Regions from separate parts of the Mus musculus genome. Here all the other regions are linked to region 3. The links are chromatin loops, found by intact Hi-C in ENCODE. Cell type or tissue: heart. All regions are shown on one strand. Each heading gives the region's core, and the rest is flanking DNA. Links, peaks and the distances in the headings are about the cores only.

The links. Peaks named below come from ENCODE experiments on the same cell type or tissue, not always from the same donor. Only the 100,000 strongest peaks of a DNase experiment are listed, where the experiment ranks them.
Region 1: a loop joins it to region 3, with 2.8 times the contacts of the local background. A loop is called at or near these places in 6 of 42 quality-filtered maps.
Region 2: it touches region 3 in a loop (3-fold over the local background); 12 of 42 quality-filtered maps call a loop at or near these places.

What each region holds. Positions count from the first base shown.
Region 1 is chr11:85,757,009-85,764,412 of GRCm38, reverse strand. All of the region lies in intron 22 of Bcas3 (breast carcinoma amplified sequence 3), which reads right to left. It overlaps Mir5110 (microRNA 5110), which reads left to right and starts at 3,711; the gene lies at 3,711-3,797. In heart, for the core only: no CTCF peak of the experiment used is centred there; DNase peaks (open chromatin) are centred at 3,452 and 4,242; H3K27ac peaks cover 1,107 bases; H3K27me3 peaks cover 929 bases.
Region 2 is chr11:85,466,139-85,473,542 of GRCm38, reverse strand. Bcas3 (breast carcinoma amplified sequence 3) reads right to left here. Exons shown (of 24, transcript NM_001166643.1): 10 at 7,308-7,384; 11 at 2,708-2,791. Among named protein-coding and RNA genes, the nearest start is that of Bcas3, 120 kb to the right of the region's middle. In heart, for the core only: a CTCF peak has its summit at 3,849 (motif pointing left); no DNase peak of the experiment used is centred there.
Region 3 is chr11:85,819,811-85,827,214 of GRCm38, reverse strand. Bcas3 (breast carcinoma amplified sequence 3) reads right to left here. Exons shown (of 24, transcript NM_001166643.1): 24 at 1,157-2,013. The coding sequence ends at 1,865. All of the region lies in intron 1 of 2610027K06Rik (RIKEN cDNA 2610027K06 gene), which reads left to right. Among named protein-coding and RNA genes, the nearest start is that of 2610027K06Rik, 8.9 kb to the left of the region's middle. In heart, for the core only: CTCF peaks have their summits at 3,813 (motif pointing right) and 6,089; DNase peaks (open chromatin) are centred at 3,824 and 6,005; H3K27ac peaks cover 2,815 bases; H3K27me3 peaks cover 2,128 bases.

The DNA of each region.
Region 1 (7,404 bases), core at 1,438-5,437, 62 kb after region 3:
AGGGTTACAAGTTCAAATGTTTAGCAGGTCCTTATTTCTACCTGTCTCTCCAAAGTCTCCTGTAGCCCAGGATGACCTTAAACCGGCTATGTAGTCAGAATAACTTTGAAGTTCTGGTCCTTTCCACTCTGCCACCCAAGCGCTGGCACTACAGTTAAGTGCCAGGATGGTTTTTACATGTTAGGGATCACACACCAGGCTCTGTTCATGCTAGAATAGCACTCTATCCCAGGAGCTGATTCTCAGTGCACTGCTTTCATGCCCAGATCCCCTTGAGCTACTGGGGCTTAAGGAGACGAATAAATGTGTGTCCTCTAACTCTTGGGACCACAGCTTACATATGCAACAGTTTCAGAGCTCTGTGAGCCCTATGCTTCACAGTGCAGGACAATGAGGACCAGAGGAGAGAAAAGACATGCACAAGGTCACATGGCTTCCCAGTACAAGCAGGTCAAGACCCAGGTTTCAGGATGTCTGGTACAAAGCTCTTTCTGTGCTGAGGTGGTCAGCTAGAACACAGCCAATATAGCTGTGGTGATTATCATGCCAACAGCAAGGAATGCACTCTCCAGCATGGGCCAAGGGAATGATGGTTAACATTTAACATCATGGAAACAACTTCAAAGACACTGCAGCTGGACTCTAATAATGGGGATGAAAATGCTGAGACGAGCAGAAAGCTGCAGGTGGACATCTTCGGCTGGAAATAGCATATGGCCCCAGAGCAGGAGTTCTCAGAAGCCCGAACTGGTCCTTACCATGGGGTCAGGAGATGGGAACTGTCCCACAGTCTGTGGTTCAATGTGCTCTTAAGCTGTGTACCCCTTACTAATGCCACAGGACACGGATGAATGTCTATGCCTGCCATCTAGGGGAGAGTGTGGCTGCCGTGGACAAGGTGGGGGGAGGAGGGGAGAGATGGCGCTTCCTGGGTGGGCTTCTAGAAAGGCCAAGGATGGCAGGAAGGCAGGGATCAGAGCCTTTCTCATAAAAGCCTAGCAATGACATGCACCAATTAATCAAATATAGGGGTAGGAGTGGGGAGACAGGACAGGGAAACTGAATGCAATACTGACGTACAGTCGCCCCTGTGTTCTGCAAGGTATTGGATCCAGGCCCCACTGAAGATACCAAAATGAGTGCTGTGCAAGACCCTTGTATAACACAGTATAGTATGTGCATGTAGCCTATGCATACGCTCCTGCAACTCACACATCTCCATGGCCTCTAATACCTGATACAACATGAATGGCATGTAAACAGTTGTTAAGCTGTATTACTTAGGAAATAATTCTTACAAGTAAAGTCTTTAAAACTTCTATATAGATGCATTTTTCCTGAATATGTCCACCCTCCCACCCATCCATCCACCCACCCATCCATCCATCCACCCACCTACCCACCCTTTCATCTATCTAGATAGGGTCTTTTTATGTACACTGGCTGTCCTGGTACACCCTATGTAAAACAGGTCATTTTCTTTTGAGACGGGATCTTATGTTGAATCCCAGGCTAGCCTTGAGCTCATGACAGTCCTCTTACCTCAGTCTCCTAGTGCCTGACTGCAGGCATGCACTTGAATGCCCATTTTTTTTAAAAAAAAAAATAAATTAGACTCAGAGATAAGACAGTAGTCTTTAGATACTTGGAATTCTCCAAAGTATAGTGGTACATATGTCTATAACCCTAGTACTCAGAAGGTTGAGGCAGGAGAATTGCTAAAAGCTGGAAGCCAGCCTGGTCTATATGTAGCTCTGTGTCAAAACCAAACTAGTGGAGTGTGGTAAGGCACTCCTGTAATTCTGAAACCTTGGTAGGCTTGTGCAGAAGAACTGCTTCAATTTTAGCCTCAGAATAAGAGAAGGGAGCTCAGAGTTTTTAAGAACGCAAAGCAGTGAAAAGAAGTACGATGCGATATTCACCTCGGGACTGCGGAAGAGGTTCCCAAATGACACCAGCATTATCAGAGTCTTGTGTGGAAAAAGGGATTTTGTATCATGTGATAGCAGTTTCATAAAAGGGCCAGCAGTGGTTGGAGTGAGCTTCTTGCTATTGAACACATGAGAAAATTCCTTATAGGGAAAATGGTGAAACATAATTTAAGTTGAAACTGTTAATGTACTAATCTTAAATAGCAGAACTGTTGAACGTTACCAGAGGAGCCTAGCCTAGCGCGTAGTGCCTTACATGCAGTTTAGCAGATAGATGCTGGGTAGAGAAGGAACTGCAGCCTCTTCTATTCATCTCTTCCTTCCATCTCAGAAACCAATGAAGTACAGCTCTAAGAGCAGCCTTGTGATCATGGCCTCTGCAGCTCTAAGAATGGCAGCTGAGATCCTTGTCAAAGTGTACCTCCCACTGGGGCAAGGAGCTGTGGGGCTTTAAATCAGACATTATTCTAGGGAGCAGAGGATAGCAAATATAAAAGGAAAAACCCTAGCCTTGAAGTACTCAGAGAAGAAGAGACACGGGACCCGCCGTGACTAAGAAGGTGGCACCAAAGTGGTGGCACTTAGGGTGACACATGAAGGAGAAGTGAGTGGCATCTGGCAATGGAAGAGAAGGTGAGGTCTAGGGCACAACAAGGGACATCCTAGGAACTGGTGTGAGCAAAGGCACGGGGTACCAAGCAGGGTCGTGGTAAGAACACAGGCTCCATGTCAGGGAGGGCGGAGAATGGAAGCTGCAGAATCCTCGACGTGAGGGTGGAGGCTGCACAGGATCCCAGGAGGCGCTGGGCCACCTTTCCCAGGGGCTTCTTTGCTCTCTGGGAAGCCCACTAACTGAGGTGAGAACAGAGGCTGCATAGTTGGGGCAGGTGAGTCTGTGACACAGAGTGTGTGCCAAGCAGGTGGGCAGGAGCGCAGAGGGCAGCACGGGGATGCTTGAGAGAGGATTAAACGCATGTCCTCACAGAAGGAGGCTGAGGTCCAACAGCAGCAGACAGATGTGGTGGCTTCTGACAGTGTTTGCATCTGGAATCCCCTCCCCCCATAGTGGCTCAAATCAGTAATGTCTCCTAAAGGGAACCCAGATGGAGATGGTGTGTGAAGAGGATTATCTCCTCCCTGTCTATAATTTATTGGTCCTGAATATCAGGTTAGCAAGCTGAAGCAATTAAACATCAGGCCAGCTGTTTCAGGCAATTAGGTAACATTTTTCATTTAGAAGACCACACAACAGAGAAAAGACTACAGAGATAAGACCTGTGTTTTGATTTGCTAAGTCTCTGCTGCAGATAAAACCCAGCTTTTTGGAACCCTTCAGGCAATTACTATTTCAGGCTTGGCAGGAACTGGAGTCTGAAAGTAACTATTGGGCTTCTCTTGGCAAGGCTCAAAGCCACTGTAGCTGTGTGAATGTCCTAGGCAGTGGTAGAAGGGCAGGAGGAACCCAGGAGCCATAGAGCTATTAGGATGGCTGCTGCAGGCCCCATGGCTCAGAGGCGGCCAAACTGGGTCCTCCCACATGTTCTTAGAGAGGGAGTGTGGTCGGACGGTGGAGGCCCAGCCTACTCATGGGGATTCTGTGGCTGCCTGCCTGGCATGTGCTCTCGGCAATGCTGTGGGCCCTGCTTCCCCTCCCAGCCTTAGCTTCTTTTCTTTCAGAAGAAGGCTGAGGAGAATTCTTCTGCCTGAGGTGGGGGTGAGGGGTGTCAGAGGAAACAGGGGTGACTGGCAAGGTGCCAACTGGTACAGGCTTAGTACAAAAGCGGAGGAGGTAGAGGGTGGTGGAATTTGATGTCATCTCTGCCACTACTGGACAGGGCTACGTTGTTCTAGCCACTTGCCCTGAGTGGGCCTCAGTTTCCACAAAATCAAAGTGTGAGGAGCTGGATTCTTAAGGAGCCTTTGAGTTTTGATATTCTCCTATTCTGAGATGCCAAGAGAGATAAATCAGCAGGCTGAAGGCAAGCAAGCTTTTCTTTGAATGGAAAAGGGGGACAGGCTTTATGCTGCCAGCTGACTTCCCCACAGGATTCTGGGGCTGGCCCGGAGCAGGGAGACGGGGGCAGCTCAAGGAGACAGAGGGCTGCGTGCGGTTGCAGGCTGCCCAGCCTTGGAACCTCTCTTGCCTGAACTCTTCCACTTAATTGGGAGCTTGCCTTCCCAGCTGTGTATTTTTATCCTGGGCCCCAGAACCCAAACCCTGAGGTTTGTAGCCAGAGGCCGCTGCTTGTTTTCTCGTTAACCGCCTCAGCTCTGAGGTGCTTCCCAGGAAGTCATCACCCCGATGCAAGGCCTCTCCAGCAAGCAGGCCTCCAGGGAGGATGCTGAGTGAGAGGCACTGGAATCCAAGAGCTGTCCTCCAGCCTCGGAAATAAATCCCCCACACTGTCTGGCCCACACAAATCCCAGTTCAGCCCGGCCTCTCCTGTGGGGTTATTCTGGTAACAAAATGCTTGAGATCAGCAATTCTTTTCTACTCTTACCCACTCCCAGAGAGGAGCCAACTGGGCTATTCCTTAGGCTCCACTTTCTGTGTCTGAAATGTGGTTGAAAACTAATATTCCAGATGTTTCCTCAGATTTTAAGTTGAACCACAGATTAAGCTTCCTATAGGAAGACGGTCTGGCACAGGCTGGGAGGACAGTAAGTCTTCGAGGCTGGGTGTTTAAGCCACTCCACCCTTTGCCAGCTGCCTCGCCTTCAGAAGGTGCTGTAGAGTTTTTTTTCCAACCCCAGTTTCTTCTAGCAAAATAACAGCCTTTCCCTTTCTACCACACAATAACCACTGTGAGCCCAAGGACTGCTTAGTTCAACACTGTGCAGTCTAACGTTGATGGCTTCCTTAGCTGCTGAACCAGTGAGATCAACAAGACCAGAGACGCCAAGTGTCCAGCATCTTAGGGAAATCCATTTCTTTTCCCCAAGTGGTGGGTTCTCAGTGAAGAAGGAAGTCCTTCCTGTGACTATGGAAGTTACAGAAGGGCCAGCACATGAAAGAAAAGATAGTTAAATTTCTTTCTTCCTCCTTTCCTCCTCCTCTTTCTTTCTTTCTTTCCTTTTTTTTTTTTTTTTGTGTGTGTGTGTGTGTTAAGAACAGAGCCCAAGGACTTCTATGTTAAACCAGCTTTCTACCACTGAGTACATCCCCTGGCCCCAATTATTTATTATTTTATTTTGAGACAAGATCTTACAAAGTTGCTCAGTTGGCCTTGAGCTTGCTTGGTAGCCCAGGCTACAAATTCCAACTTGCAAACTTCCTGCCTCAGTCTCCTGAGTACCTGGGATTACAGGCCCATACTGTTACGTCAAGCTTCAGAGAGCCCCTTGACGGTAGTGTTATCTGCCCATGTCAGTGTTGACTCTGCGGCTGTGGCTAGAGCCTATGCTGGCAGTGGAAAAGGCTGATCATGGACTGATATTACACAGGGTGGCAGGAGCGTCTTCATTAGACCAATGGCTTCCTGGCCTTAGGGTCTTCCAAAGAGACTCACACAACCAGACTCGGGCACGGAACCCGGATTCTCGAAGGCTGCCGACACACTGGGCCATTGTTCTTGGACAGCAGCAACTCAGATCAAACTGGTGAGTGGGATTTTCCTTGCATTGGCTACAATACACATGTTTGTTCAAGAAAAAACAGTTGGAGCAAGAAGGCATGAATGTCTGCTGCGAAAGAAAAGCCGGTTTGTGTCAATTACAGTGGCAGATTATTCAGAGTTCATCCTGAAAGTCCAATTACCCCCCAAAGCATGAGCAAGGTCAGTGTCGCTCTGCAGTGCACCAACCACTCCAGCCACTTAGGCACAGATGTAAACTACACAGATCTGCCTGTTGGGAGAGGAGAGCGGCGGCCCACTAGCTTCCTGGCCAGTCTGTGTGGACACCACCATTCTCCTATTCCTGGGAGGATTTATCTGTCCAAAGAGGATCTCTGCAATGTGCAGATCTGGGACTCATCTTATTGCACTGTATCCACTGTTACTGGTGTGTGTGTGTGTGTGTGTGTGTGTGTGTGTGTGTGTGTGAGAGAGAGAGAGAGAGAGAGAGAGAGAGAGAGAGAGAGAACGAACATGAACAGTGGCCTTCAGAAGGACCCACAGCCCATCCTGATGATGAGTGAGGGTGTAAGCTTCAGGAGCAAAAGATCAAAGATCTGTCCCTGTTTTATTTCGAGCAGCACACCCCAAGCCATAGCCATTAGCAGATGAGATGTGAAATGACCTATTTACCTTATACTTGACTGAACTATGGCTAGGAAGCCCTAGGGATCTGCTTACCTCCACCCCCCAGTGCTGGGATTGTAACCGTGTGCTACTATGCCTTCCCTTTCTAATGTGGGAGCTGGAGATTAGCCTAGGGTCTTTGTGTTAGCAAGGCAAGTGATGCCTGAGCCAGGTTCCCAGTCCCCTTTTAGGGAGATTTAAGAGCAGCATTCCCCCATACCTGCTACTTCTTAAAGCAACACAGAAATTATTATACAATAAGTTTCTCAAAACAGTGAACAGCATGTCCTAATATGGACTTCAAAACAAATATGTAATATTTTCACAAGCCAGACAGCTTCAATAGAGATTCTAAGTTTAGACAGTGAAGGATCCATCCATCAACCACAGCAAGATCTAGTCTTTGAGATATGCTATTGTATAGAATCTCTCTCCTCTGCTAGAGTTAGCTGTTAAATTCCCCAGGACAGAGTCAGTATTTTAATCAGAATCTAATCTCTATGTATAATATCTCAAATATGAGGAAAATTTGTATATTTATAAAATAGGAATAAAATAGTTAACATTATTGAGAGTTAAACATTAAAAAAATTAGTTATTTTTATGTGTATGAGTGTTAGTTATTTTTATGTGTATGAGTGTTCTGCCTTCATACCTAGTGTCCTCAGAGGTGGGAAGGGGGGGGGGGTCAGACCTGAGACTGGGGTCCGAGATGGTGGCAAGCCATATGTAAGTGCTGGGAACTGAACCTGTGAGTCTTCAAGAAAAACAAATATTCCTCACAGCTGAGCCATCTCTCCAGCTCTGCAAATAAAGTTTTTATGGGTGGCTCCAGGCAATATTTTAAGTGTTCTACAGATAGGAACCCACTGAATTATCCTAACAATGCTAGAAGGAAGGTATGCTATGTTACAGATGCAAACATGGAAGCAGAAGTAGACACACATAAGGACCCCAAGCCATGCAAGGGAAAGAACCAAGGATACAATTTTAAAGATAGACAAATGACCCAAACCTGACACTTCTTAAAAGAAAACATACCAGTGAGCAGTGAATGCAATCCAAACCACTACGGAGTCATCACCTCACCCTGGTGAGGATAGAGAAGGCTGGTGAGGGCAAGAAGGGGGTTCCCACACACGGTGGGGAGAAAGTGGGGTTCCCACACACGGTAGGGAGAAAATGGACTCCCACACACTATGGGGGGGATAGTTTAGTATCACCGTGAAAAT
Region 2 (7,404 bases), core at 1,438-5,437, 350 kb after region 3:
GCTCTTATTCTTATTAACTGCACTATTTATTCAGTCTTGTTTATTTTTGTATTTGTGTATCTGAGCAAGATAGAGACAGACAGACAGACAGAAACAGACAGACATGGTATTGCCATGTTGCACGGGAAGTCTCAAGCATATGAGCTCAAATGAGCCTACCAAATAGCTGAGACAACAGGTATACAAGCACCATACCTGCCGCATAATTATTTATCCTTAAATTACAGAAAGAACACTAAAGTAATCTTTGGAAGTTATGTCTCTTTGTGTGTATAGAGGCATGCAGAGAACATGGTGAGGCAAACTCAGATGGAGGCCAGAGGCTGATTCAGTTATCTTCCTCTACTGCAGTCCACCTTCCTTTATGGTTGAAATGGAATCTCTCACTTGAGTCTAGAGCTTGCTATTTGGCCAAAATGCCCAACAAGTAAGCCCCCAGGAGCCTTCTGTTTCCAATCTCCCCGGCAATGGAGTACATACCAGGCATTACCTTAGCCTGTAAGGGGCGGTGCTTCTGTGTGAGTGGGAGTTGGGGCAAAGCACCTCATCTACTGAGCCATCTCCTTAGCCCCTTTATTTTAAATAAATTTAATACACTCTGAACCAAAAAAGTACACTGCCCATACCAACAATACAACAGCAATAAGCAAAGGAAGGCTTCTGGATTATACTAATTCGTATATTTACCATGCAAAATTGGAACTACTGCATTTCTTAGAAGGTCAGTTTAACAATAGATAATATGCAGTACCTTACAAGGAAAAACTAGCATCTAGAGTAGAAATTACTGCAACATTGCAATTCTCTCTATGTACAAAAACCCACAGAACGGATATAAATTAAAATCACTCTGTGTCTGGGAGGTGGAGGCAGGAGAATAAGAATTTTCGGGTCATCTTCAGCCATACTAAGTTTGAGACTAGCAGGGGCTACATGAAAGCCTATCTTAAAAATAATAAAAATACCATTAAATGAATTTTTAATGATTTGACAATAATTTAAAGGAACTTTAAAATACTCGTGCTTTCAAATATAAATCCAAATAAATAGATGCTATATATGGAATTTTTTCTGTTCAGTTTTCAAAACTAATGACAGACATTTAAGTTGGTTATAAATATAACTTAACTCAGGATTTAATACATGATTGAATGAAAAGTATACCTAAAATTTTAACCTGTAGAGCTGTGGATACAGAACAGGAATGGAATACATGCTTATCACACATAAATTCACTCAATAATAAATGCCCCTTTGAAATTAATTGGACAAAAGTGTTTTAAATTTAGTATCTTCAGGGAGACCAACAGTGTATACTCAGTGTCACATTATGTAGCCTAGGCTGGCCTTGGTCTCACCCCTAGACTAACCTGAATTTGCAGCAACTCTCATGCCTCAGTCTCCCAAGTGTAACGATTACAATTGTAAGGCAACAGGACATGTTAAACTTAATTTCTTAGAGCCTAAATCAGGAAGCCTGAATACACACCTTATATCCCAACGTGGAGGTGTGGGATGTACAGGGTTCAGACTTTGTCATTTTGAACTCATTACATCGAGCCTCATTTCTATATACCCACAACAAAACATTTTCTTAATGAATGCAGGGCCCTTCCCAGAACAAAAAAGAAAAAACAAAAACAAAAAAATTAAATCCTCTAGCAACAAAGTACTAAACTGCAGCCCCAGTAGGTCACTAAAAGTGATGTACAGCCAGATCCACTAGTACAGACAGTTGAGTTCAATAATTCAACATTCAAAACAGTATCCCTTTGTTAAATGCAGGGGGACGGAGGGACACTCATGAGTCTGCCTAATTACTGTCTTTCTATATAAGAAAAGTAGAAATATAAACATACAGTGCTGTAAGTGTAAAGACATTTCCTTACTCTGCTTTGGACTGGAAAGTATGTAACGGTTCTCATCGAGCCCAGGGACATATTCTAATGCACATCATGCAAGCATTTGTGACAATCTTGAAGTATTTTTGTATTTAACATGAAACAGTGTGACCTTTGATTCCTTCTCTGTGGTCGACTTAGACTGTTGTCCCCCGAGCAGTTGTGCTTTTGATTACATGCTGTCATTCAGATTCACTCTGTCATCCCTATTATTAGAATTGCTCTGTTGTAGACTTCACAATTCAAAAGAATGGTGGTTGTAAGAAACCTTATAATCAGCTCAAAGTTTCACGGGCACCATCAAAATTAACCCTCACAAGCACAGAGAGAATTCACTGGGCAAACATCAAGGGGGCCAGCCTCTAGATATGAAAGAATCTTTGAATGTGTCAGGGGACCAACTCAAGTTTTCATGAGGAATTTTTGGAGCCAAGAAATTCAAAACTAGTCAAAGATGCACAGGGATGTCCGTGAGGCTGTCAGTGTAGTGGCCAATGCACATCACAGAAGAACCCAAGTGTCTAGCTCAACCATGTACAGTCTGTTGCAATGTGGGATTAATTAGTTACCAGACTTGAATCCAGTTGCAATACACCTAACTTTTTAATGGAGTAAGTACAAACCATACAATCTTGACAATAAAACTATTAACCTCAAAAGATTAATTCTCACAGTTGGCAAAACATTCTGACTTCCCACATGTATTCGACACTTGTGAATGAGAGCAGATCTCATCACAATTCAGCAGTGGAACCTGGTAATTGTTGCACATGATCACAACTTGTAGAAACTTGTGAGGTACTCACTTTAGCAGCACTAAGGACAGTGGCAGTGTAAGACTGAATGTTGTCTCCACAGGCTCCTCCACGGGACTGGTGACAGCGAATCAGCTGTGATGAGGAGGGGAGAACAGAGTCATTTTCTATTAAGCTGTTTAACTCTGCGTGCTATTAGACAGCAGCTATTTACCATGCATAATAAGGACGCTGGGTGGGAATGTTTGCATTGAGTGTATTGCAGACAAAACAGCTGAAAGCCCTGCTGAGACACATTTACCCCTTTTTATATAATCTTCTGGTGCCACTAAGGCAGTTTCATGCTCAACTGTGGTTTTAATTACATGATGAACAGGCTTTAAGAATTCATAAACTCTGAAATGGTAGGATTCAGGGTCTGGCAGCCTTTCCATAAATAAATTAAAAAAACATAATCAAAGGACTTACATATAACTTCCTAACATTAAATATTTGACATACTAGCAAATTGGATGTTTTCTCCTCTTAATTCCTTACAAAAATTATAAAAAGAAACCTAAAACAACAAGCAAATATTTTAGGATATTTGCATATCCAATTGTGTCTGTGGGAAAGTGGACAGAATGTGCAGAAACCAAGCCCACACACGCACACAAACTGTCCATGTCTGAGAGGCCACTGCATCACGAACAGATTGAGCTTCCAATTATCAATGTTAATCGCAATTTTAATTCTCAGGTGCTCAGCAGAAACTCGGGTTCTAACTCTTCACTGGCAACAACACGCTTGTATTTGCCAAAAATGATGATAATTAAGATTCAGGTGAACATTTTTAAAGTTGGGTCAACATCAGAGAATTAGGACAATATGATATTGTGATAGTTATTTTCAAGTCCTATGAAATTAATTCAAGAAAAAATACCAGCCTTATATGACCTGTATCAGATTTACATATAATCCTTTTATTCCTCACATTAATATGAATATAACAGACTAGAACACCTGGTACATGAAGATAAGCTATTATTGAGTCACGATGAGTAGATTGCAAGGTATCTGATCAGTAAACATATCTGTCACAAATTACAATGTGGCAAGTGACTATTTTAGCTAATAGAAAGAATGGCTTCTTCATTCAACCACAGATCCACATTCAAAAATTATGAAAATTATTCCTCTGCTGCCTCCTGCTGCTTAAAAAGAGAAAGGCAGGATTGCAAAGATTGAAACCTGCTCCCTGCAACAAGGTATCAGAGTACTCTTGGACAGCAAACATCCTTGCCCACTAAACCAGCTCACCATTGGAACAAGAGCAAAGCAAATACATATATTAAAAAAAAATACATAAAAAGTAAAAATAAATGATCTCATATTAAAAGTAGACTTAAAATATTTAAAGTCAAATGGAAAAATAACCAATATAGTCAGAAACACAGTATACAAAAATTTATATTCACATCATTTTTTAAACTAAATTAGCACATAGGTGGACATAAAATAATCTTAAGAAACATGGCCATTAATGAGCAAATAAACTATTTTATGTTTGTAAAAGGAAAATAAATAGCTACATGAACATATTATATATATTGGTATAGAAAATATGAATATATAAGGAATTATACACATTAAATCATAGTCCAAGTAAAGTGGAGGAAGACCAGAAGAAAAAGATGACCAAAAAATAAATAAATAAGACGAGGAGATGGTGACACAGCTCAGCAGATGAGGGCATTTGCTGCCACACCTGAGTTCAATGTTCAGAAACTACATGGTAAAGGGAAAAAGATGACTCCTCTAGATTGTTCTCTGCTCCATACATGCTTATGTACATGTATACATGCAAATACACACACACACACACACACCATAACAAATTGTACCCTATGAGGACAGCTGAACTGTGCACCTGCAGTTTCAGGCAGTAGTGGCAGTAGGCACGCCTGTTGAGGTGGAACAGGTGAGCAGTTCTGTACCACTTTTGAAATACAGGAACTGAATAAAAGATGCCGACATCCAAGTCTCCCATGCAAAGGAAAGGAAAGATGAAGTGGGGAACTTGGGGCCAGTATGAACACAAACACTTTATATTTATATCATGAGAATGTGCATATATAGATGAACAAATATGTACACGTTCCCATTTTCTATATGTAAGTAGCACGTATGTATATATTAGATGTTTCCATTGAAGAGTTCTATAAAGACACACACTGGAGCACAGAACAAAGCTGACTTTCTAAAAAGAACCAGACAGAGACTGGAGGGAGAGATGGAGCCTACCAATTAACTCCCAGCTTCCTGTGATTGCTCCAGGAAGATGTGACAGCTCTGGCCTCCTAGGGCACTTGCAGATATGCACATACCCACACACAGACAGATACACACAACACACAAGCAACTCACAAACAAATAAAAACAGTAAAATAAAACCTTTAATAAGTGCAAGGAGAAAGAAGATCCAGGAAAATGGTTCTGTGGGTAAGAGCATTTGCAACTATGCACACGTGAATTAGGATCTTCAGGGAAGCACAAAAGTGCCCAGCAGGGCCACACAGATTGTGAGGAGCCAAGACAGGAAGCATGCTGGCCACCAGCCTACCTTCAGGTTCAGTGAAACCTTTGTCTCAAAAAAGAATAAGAGAAGATGGCACCTAACATCAACCACACACACATACACTCAAACACACGGAGTAAAAATGTTCTTCTAAAATTTAGTTCAAATTTGCAATGTCAAAGTAGGCCTCATGGCCCAAGTGCCCAAAACTCCATGTAAGTAACTGTACTGTGCAGCTTTTCTGTCCAGCATGCACATACATACACTGCTTCACATTATGTGACAGGAAACATTCAAGTGTGTGTCTGCAAAGCCCTGCAACTACCAAGGGAGTTGCTTCTCCACAAAAACAGTATGTAACTAATTGTAGCTCCAACTGCAAATGTGCAGCTTCCCACACGTGCCAAGGGACAGTTTACACACTTTCTTCATGCATGTCTCCAGCACTCAAGGGAAATGCATGACGAATATAAACACTAGGAGACACCACTATGTCACCCTATTTAACTGTAAGACTCTTGCATTATTTGAAAAGAATCGTTTGAAAAGAGCTATTTTTATGGGAAAATAAAGAGACCAGAAGAGAAGGAGTATAAATAGAGCACTCAGTAACATGCAAAATATCTTAATTTTTGCAGACAGGCTTTTGGAAAAGGAATTAAGGACTTCATCTAGAAAAATGGTATTTGTGAGCCCATTCTTGATTCTGTGCATTCCGGAGGCCAGTTGATTTGAGTTCTGTGGCTTTACCAAGTGCTTACTTACTGCACCACATCCTGATTTTGTCAAGAACTGTTTTGTATTATTTCATAATAATCTCAAGACACAATAACCATGTAACCAAGAAAAATGAAACAAGAATGCTAATCCTCAAAACCAACAGGACTTCTTAGACTTTATTCTACATTTACAGGTAGAGTCCTAAATGGTATAAGAAGAATATACCTTATTTTGTAATTCAAAATTTATGATTTGCACTGGACTATATATAAAGATATTAAAAATATGTGTGGCAACCTTTAATATTATGACAAACCAAGTTAATATATATAAATAGTAAATATATATATTTATATCTCTGTAAATACATATAAATACACACGCACATATATATATATATATGCGTGTGTGTGTGTGTGTGTCCTACAAGGCCTTGTGTGTGCTTTAATTATTAAAACAAATATAGAATCTAGTTGTTGACCGTATAGGGGCAATAAAATTTTCCCGTATCATATGACTCCAATCTAGTCAAGATAAAAGGCTTCACAATTATTCCTGGAAACTGGTGTCTTTTAGTAAGCATTGCTAAGATAATCTATCTCAATGCTTTAATTAATACCGAATAATCTCTGGGCAAAAGTTCCGTGAAGAAGCCAGATTAGAACAACAAAGGCTCTACGAAGCCTTTATTTAAGGACAACTACCATGTGGTGACACATGCTGCTAATCCCATTACTTCAGGACATCAAGTTCAGCCTGAGCTGAAAAGACCCTGTCACAACAACAAAGGAAGAAAATAGGATTTTTCTGTTTTAGGACATTACCTAATCTCTAATTAGGTAATGGACTGTTTTAGGGCTTACAATATAAGGCTGGCCTGGGCACCCCAGGTATGGTGGTTAGAATATGCTTGGCCCAAGGTGTGGCCCTGTTGGAAGAAGTGTGTCACTGTATGGATGGCCTTTGAGAGACTCCTCCGAACTGCCTGGAAGTCAGTCATAGTGGCCTTCAGATGAAGATGTAGAACTCTCAGCTCCTCCTGTACCACACCAGCCATGTTCCCACCTTGATGATAATGGACTGAACATCCGAACCTATATGCCAGCCCCTTGTAAGAGTCATGGTGTCTGTTAACAGCAGTAAAACTCTAACTAAGACACCAGGTGAGCCCTGATCTTGAGGTGACCATCCTGACTATGACTTCCAAGTGCTACATACACAGCTATGTGTGACCAGACACAGCTATGGATCCTTAACAGTCAGAGTAGCAGTGCATAAGTAAAGGCAAACAAAATAAAACATTCACAACTAGTATTCATCAACAGTATCAATAATAGTCAACCAAAACTAACCCACATCTGGGCCAAGTCTTACCTTATTTTCTGCATAAGCAAGCCAGCGGCTCCCAAGAGCAATGGGATTCATGTTTGGCCCAGGACAAGGATAACAACCTGCAAGTTCCAAAAAACAG
Region 3 (7,404 bases), core at 2,215-6,214:
CTCTGTCCTCTATTGACTAAAGTGCTGCTCCAGCTGGGGACAGGGGTTGTGCCAGACATATCTATGTTGAATGCTCCCCAAACGGGAAAAGCTGCTCCTCTGGGGAGTCCCAGCTTGCTGGGCCTAGGTCTTGGGTTGTCACTCCTGTCTTTCTCCCAAGCTTTCTTCTGACACAGGGTTTCTCAGCTCCCAGGAGCCCAGGTAGGAGCAAAGTGTGATTTCAGATCTGGTGAAAGAGCCTAAATATTAAATTTTCTCTTCAGGTACTAGGGGTTGAATGTGGGCTATGGAAAGGACAGGGGCCCAGATGCTGGCCCAGCTCTGACTGGGAGGCTGCTTGTCTGTGAACTTAACCGTTCCATTAAAAACTCCACCTTAAGGCACACCTGGCTCAGTGGGTTTCTTTCCGTCCTTCCAGGACTTCTCTGGGGTCTCTGGGAGGTGCAGGTGAAGGAAGAGGGGCCAGAACTGCATCAGTCTCTTTCCTGATCACCATGCTTGTCTGTGGACAGCTGTCTCTCTGTCGCCACTCAGGTCCACAATAGGAGGGAGGAAACAGAAGCAAGAATTTAGGCATATGGTGGCTCATGCCTCAAATCTCAGCCCTTGAGGGGTGCCAGCACAGGAGGTAGCAAGATCAGTTCAGGGTTATACTTGGCTGCACAGAGCTACCTGAGGTTAGCCTGAGTTACCTGAAACCTGGGCTCAGAAGCAAAACAAAACAACAAAACCCAAGAACTTGCTATCAGAGGTGTTCCAACTTTCAGAGGATACCCAACTTTAGTCAACAGGCTCTCCATCTTCTCGGAGTGAGAGAGAGGTTCTCAAGTGCTCTAAGACAAGGCCACAGGCAAGGGCAAGCTCTCTTCCTTGAGCAACCCACCACATAGTAGGGGCAGGACTTGGAAGGAGGTCCAAGCTTGGCTCCTCCAGAAGTCAGAGGCTCTGGTAACAGGCAAGAATCTTAGAGACTGGACTTCAGTGAGGCCACACCTAAATTCCAGTGGGAAGGTTTTCCTCCCCTTTTCTTCCCAAGACAGGCTCCCTGGACACTTGTGTATAGTGAGGGTGTGGGTGTTGGGAGCCAGTGCCACGGTCAGACCTACAGGACTTTGCTCCGTGTTTGGATAGGACCCTGACCCCAGCAACTCAGGAATGAACACCAATTGCAGCGAGATTTATTGGACAAGACGTGCACTTTTGACACGGCCTCGGTAACTGCACTTCCCTTCATGGAACAGTACAGGACCAGGGGACAAGGGCTTAAAGATAAGACAGACAAATCTCTCCATGAGCCAACAGGGAAGCAAGGGCAAGGGGAGGCCTCTTTCCTTCTTCCTCTCTATCGCTCTAGGTCTCAGTTCACTCCTGTTTTAGAACTGAGCAGGGGTACCTGGGGGCAATGTGCATCCCAGCCTGAACTGGGCTAGGGCTGATGTCCACCAAAATGCCTGGCTGGATCTTTCAACTCTCCCCTACCAGAGGCCCTAAGATCTGGCCCCTGTTCCAGTCCCCTGTGAGTAGTTAGAAAATACAAAAGCGGATCCAGTGCGGGACGTTGTGTGCAAAGAGAGAAGGGACTGAGTTTCTGCAGTCTCTTTGGGCCACAGCCCCCACTGACAGGAGTGGGGGAGGTCAGGGTGTACCGAGGTGTTCTGAAGGTCTCTTCTCGTCCAGTTTGGGATGAACAGCTGTTGCCACTAAGCTTAGGGAAGGTGGGGTTGAGGAGACTGAAAAGGGTGGGAACAGAGGCGTGCGGGACAGGGGTGGTGGTGGTGGTGTAGGGAGATGGGGGTACTCCCCCCTCCCAGTCAGTCCCTCTAGGGGTGAGCGGGCCAGCCAGTCAGAAGCAGGTGGCTGGTGCCTAGGGGAAGCCAGTGGGGAAGAGGCTGAGCGGCTGGCTCTCGTTGGTAGGGAGCGGAGATCGGTAGCCATCGAAGTTTCTTGGGATGCTGCCGCTGGTGGAGCCGGAGCTGTTACTCAGAGTCTCGATGCTTCCCTCTCGCTGAAGTTCTGCAGAACAGAGGAGAGGGCCAGGCCTGGTCAGAGTCAGCTGGAGATGGGGCACACCCTGGACTTGGCCTCTCACCATGAGGCCCCATTGTGGGTCCATCCATGTGCTTTTGTAGGGAGGCTCCTCCCACCTGCTCTCCATGTGGGCCAAGTGGCAGCTCAGGTCACAAGGGGCTCAGTTGGGAGAAGAAGCCCCCTTGGCTAGCAGCCTCTAGCTTTTGACCTGGGTGTTTCTTTCACTGTGGGGAAGTCTTCAGGCCATTATGCGGTATAAAGCCCTATGCAATGACACTGCTTCTCACGGGGTGCTCCTGCTCACGCACTCATGCTCCGCCAGCATTCTGCCTCAACCCTTAGTCACACTATCCAGGATCAGTAGGTGGGCACAAGCCAGGACAAGAGAGGAGACAGTATGCCTGATCTGTCCCGACTGCTGTCCCAGCTGACTTGTCTCGAGCCCTGTCCCAGCTCAGCCCCACTGTTCCCTTGCTCTCTCACAAGTTCTACCTGCTAGCAGGGCTTGAGCTTGTAGAAACTATATGGCTTCTCTGTATAACGGGATCCTTTGTGGGAGTCTCTTCCACTGAAGAGAGAGGCCCTTACTTGCGTCAGTCTTTCCTCTTAGCCTTACCCCACCGCAGCCAAGTTTCCTGGGGACCCACAGAATTTATATGCTGAGTTGGTCTGTAGAGTAGCAAGGCCTGCTGCCCTGGTTCTTGTACCTCCACACTGCTATTTTGGATATGGAAGCCAGATCTATTTACCTATGATAACCTTAACTGATTCACCATCTCTTCAACCAACTGGGGTGGGCAGAGGGCTGGGAATAGGAGACCCTACTTGCTGGATCAATTCACTGGCTTTCTAAGGTCAGTTCCTACTCTCTCTTTGCTTTGAGCTGTTGCCTCTAAAACGTGGGCAAGCACAGGCATAGACATTTCTGGCGTCTTCTCCAAACTCAGATGTGACCTACGGCTTAGCTTCTTCCTCTGCAGTCTGCCTGTCTGTGTTTTACAGTTTTGCTTGCCTACCTCAGGAAAACAGGACCTTAAGAAGTTACTCAAAACATCAAGGTATATTCAGCGATACACTCATCTGGTTTCAGAGCTCAGTATCCAGCCTGTACCTGCCCCAGTCCCCTGCCACCAAACACATGCAGCACAGCTGGCTTTGGTTAGGGAGTGAGGGTCATGGCCCCCACTAGGCTGGCCATCATCATCCAGCCACTCCCGCCCTCTGAAGGTCACACTGTAGCCCAAGTTGGGCTGCCCAGAAGCAGCAGCAGCCGCCACGGAATGGGTCAGGGAAATGCTAACCATGCCAGTCATATCTGGGCCTAGCCCAGGTAGATGGGTACACAGCATTATCAGTCCTAGCAGGTTGGGACTGTTGTGAGGAGGAGGAGGAGGAGGAGGAAGAGGAAGAGGAGAAGGACTGTGGATAAAGGCTGAGGGACTGGTTGTGGTGCCTGATCCCCAAGAGACACTGGCTTCCTGCGGGGGGCCTTGGCTCTGGGAAAGCCATGAGATAACTCTATATGGACAGAAAGATGAGGCCGAGGGCTGCTCAGATCTTTTCCTCCAGCTTGCTTTCAGGTTCACCTTCATCTGGGGACAGGAGGGAGAAGGCTATCGAGCAAAGGGAGGCCCTAGGCATCAGCAAGCAGAAGGGCTTCCCAGGAGGAACATCCAATAGAGTCCATTTTCTCTCCTCCTTTCCCCACAAGCAAGCCCAGGAGTGTCCCAGAAAGACCGGAAGGACCTGAGAGGCTTGCAGAGGCCATGCCCTCCCGCGCAGCCATCCTAGCACTAGGGGGCGCTGACAGCAGGGCCAGGAAGGGCAGGAGAGGAGCAGGCAGTAGCAAGAAAAGCAGGGGCCTCTTAGTGATACAGATAGGATGGATGCAGGCCCAAGGAAAGCCGCCCCAGATAAAGGAGCAGGAGAGGCCATCAGTGAGGGAAGAGGGGCTTCTTTGCTGAGCAGAGAGAGAGTCCCAGCAGTCTTGATACAAATGCAACATATCCACACTGCCAAGAAAGCTAAGGAATCCACAGCCCAGGCCGCAGCTCTGCACCCCACTGTCCCTCTGCACAGGCCCCAGCAACATCCCCAGCCAACCTGGTGACCCCACCACATAAGTCTGAGTGGACACACCCCATCCATCAAGTGACAGTGCAGGGAGAGTTGCCAAGGGGTTACAAGATGGAGGCCAGGTGTGGCTGAGCTGCCTGGCCCATTTTTTCTCTTTCTTGCTTAGGCCTGGGAGAGATGGGGCCGGACAGGAGTGTTTAGTGGCCCCACATCTCAGGGTACCTAAGATTTTGCTGACTGTCTTCTTTAAACATTGCACTGGTTAGTCTGAAATGGCCACTGGGTCCCAAGATCATATTCTCACTCCAAGTCCGGAAACTGTGAACCTCATCTTGTTATCCCTCTAAAGGCATCCATTCACTCCTTATGGTCCCCAGGTATAAATTCCCTGGCATACCAATGGCTGTTCACAGCCTGCCGCCCTGTCTGACTTCACTGGTGTTTCCTATTTGAATGAGGAGCTTGCTATGGACAGCTTTAGGCCGCCGAGCTCCAACATGCCTGCTTCTCTTCCTGAGCTTTCCGTGAGTGTCTGCTCTTTTGCGAACCACGGTGTCCACTGCAGAGCACCTAGGCTCGGAACTCCTCATTTGACTCCTAGTTAGCTCTCAGGAAGACAGGCCCTGGTCGGGAATGTGTGCCTCAGTCCCTGCTTCTCCAGTCACAATCCCCAGGCCTGAGAAGTAGCTTGTGCTGAAAAATAATTTCTGGAATGAATGAATGGTGTGGTGGGAGACATGGGACCTCTCTCCAGCTCGGACAGTCAGTGAGAGGCCCAGGGGCCCAGCTGGTCCGGCTGGGACGGTTTCTTTGGCACTTTACTAGCGACTTCTATCAAACCCAATCTCTTTCTATTCCTCCAAAGACACCAGAGTGAGAGTGTGTGGTGTGGGGTGAGAACATGGAGGAGGGCAGATGCACACGGGATCCCCACTCGAGTCACCCCCCAGCCCTGGAGCAAGTGGCGAGTAGAACCGTGTGGAAGTGCGTGGCCTTACCTTCCTCCGTCTCGAACGCACGCTTTGTTACTGTTGGGCTGTTCACGCACGCTGGGCTGTTGGCATTGTTTTTTTTTTCCTTTTTTTTTCCCTTTTGGAAAGAAAAGCATTGAGGAATCTTTTTCTGTGTTTTCTTTGAGAGATCTGGACAATGCTCCAGAAGTACACGGATCTCCACAAGCAGGAGGAGGAGGTGGAGGGAGGTGCAGGGGTGACACACGGGCAAAGGGCGGTCTTGCAGGGACACTCTGCTGTCCAGGACACTGACATGCACGTGAGGCGGCAGGAGGCTGACTGGTCATGGAGGGGCGGGCCCAGAGGCAGAAGTGTTGTGAATCTTTCAGTATGGGGTAGGGAAGAGGAGTCACACAGTAAGCATAGAACACATAAAACGACGGTTTCTAGAAGGGGATACACAGGGACCTATGGCCCATGCAGTGACAGACGGGGCCCCATGCAGGTGGGTTGCTGGGAGAGGAAGAGGAAGGAGGCAGGCTGACAAGTTTTCAGAGGGAACCCTGGACATTTTAACATAGTAGCCTGGTTTCAGTTCACCATTGCCCTCCCTCTGCCCCCACCTCCCCAACCCCACCTTCCCTAAGTCCCAGCAGCTTACTGCAGTGTAAGTAGACGCCAGATAAAGCCTAGCAGAACCAGCTAGGGCCAGTCAACTAGGGAGGTTCTCCAAGCATCACGGAGTCTGGCCCATGCTTTAAGAAAGCTTGTTCTCCTATCCCCAGCCCTCCCCACAGCAGGGCAGCACATAAGGAGGAGCCTCAAGCAAGTTCTCAGACTCAGGCTGTGCCCTCATATTCTCCAGGGACTTGGTGACCCTGAGCTCACCGGAGGGAGAACTGGTCTTAGGGCAGGCCACTAATACTACTGCCCATGACCCCACACCACATTGGTCTTACGAGAAACCAGGCTTGTTACCACAGCTGATCCCCAGTAGCAGAGACTAGGCAGGCCACAGGGGACAGGAGTGGACAGCAGAGCCAGCAATGAGAAGGGCGAGGCCTCTGCTTTCATGAAATAAATAAGCCTGAAGCAGAGGAGGCCTTGTCTGCATGTTACCCCCATTCTACACTGTGTCTGTCAAACTCCTAAGGCATATGAGGGACAAAGAGAGGTGGCTGGCCTCTCAGAAGGTCTCTGGCTACTTGGGAACATCTGCGAGGAACAAGAAAAGGAGCCACAGTCAATCTCTGAAGAGATAGGTACAGTTGCCCCTGTTCCTCATCCTAGAGTGGGCACAGCCCTTTGGCCAGGCATGAATTGCTGTGCCTGGCCCTTGGAAGCTCTAGGAGGGAGCTGATGAGTGAAGGGGTGTTGGGGAGGGGGGTACAATGACTTCATGCATCATGAGGTCTAGCTTCCCATTCCCTGAGGAGGGAGGGAGACACTGAAGATACGAGGCCTTAGTGAGACCTGAGACTGCTGTGCAAGTCTTAGTAGGAAGAAGGCTTCAGCAGAAGGCCAAAGTGAATTCTGCTGTGGGCTGGGTAGTTTTCAGGTCTGTCTAGTCTAGGGATCCTGGGCAGTACAGCACTGTGGGGACCCCAAGTCTCCAGGATCGAGAAGGACCCCAGGGACCTGCAAAAGTAATGCTGTGTGTGTTTGGAAGAGGGTACCTGGGGCCCAGGCTCAGTTTTGGAGCAGCCCTGGGACTTCTGCCACCATTAATCCATCGGCATCTACTGCCTTCCCCAGCCAACCTTGCTGTGTGCATGAGTGCCAAGATGCTGCTCATTAAAAGGATTAGCAGAGCATTTTTATTAGGTCCTGGCTGTAGCAGCATACCCTACTCCTAAACTAACCACCCAAGCAGCCCAGTAGGCCTGGGATTAGACCTGGTGGGAAGGGGAGTCTGCCCCTGCTGAGGCTCTGGCCACTTCCTGCAGTGAAGAGGGGGTAAGCCTTCCCTAAATGTCTGACTCAGAATTCAACCTGAGAAGACAGGTAGGATGGAGCAAGCAGTCTAGGCAAGCTGCTAAGAACACAGGCTCTGGCCACCTGCTTCCTGGGTGCTTTGGGTTCCTGAGCACGAGGATAAGGATGTCTGTTTCATAGTCTGGCTGTAGGAATGAAATTAAATAATGCATGGGGAGCCCGTCCCAGAGTGCTCAAAGCTTCCAGTCAGCAAATGTGAGTTACTATTATTGTTGCAATCGAATTAGTCACTGTGATTATCTCCAGGACTTCAGGGGCCCTCTGCAGCCTCCTCCCCAGCAGGTGGCCCTGCCACCCAGGCCCCTACTAGCTCTGCCTCCATTGCAACCTGGGCAAAGAGTCTTTTAAATCA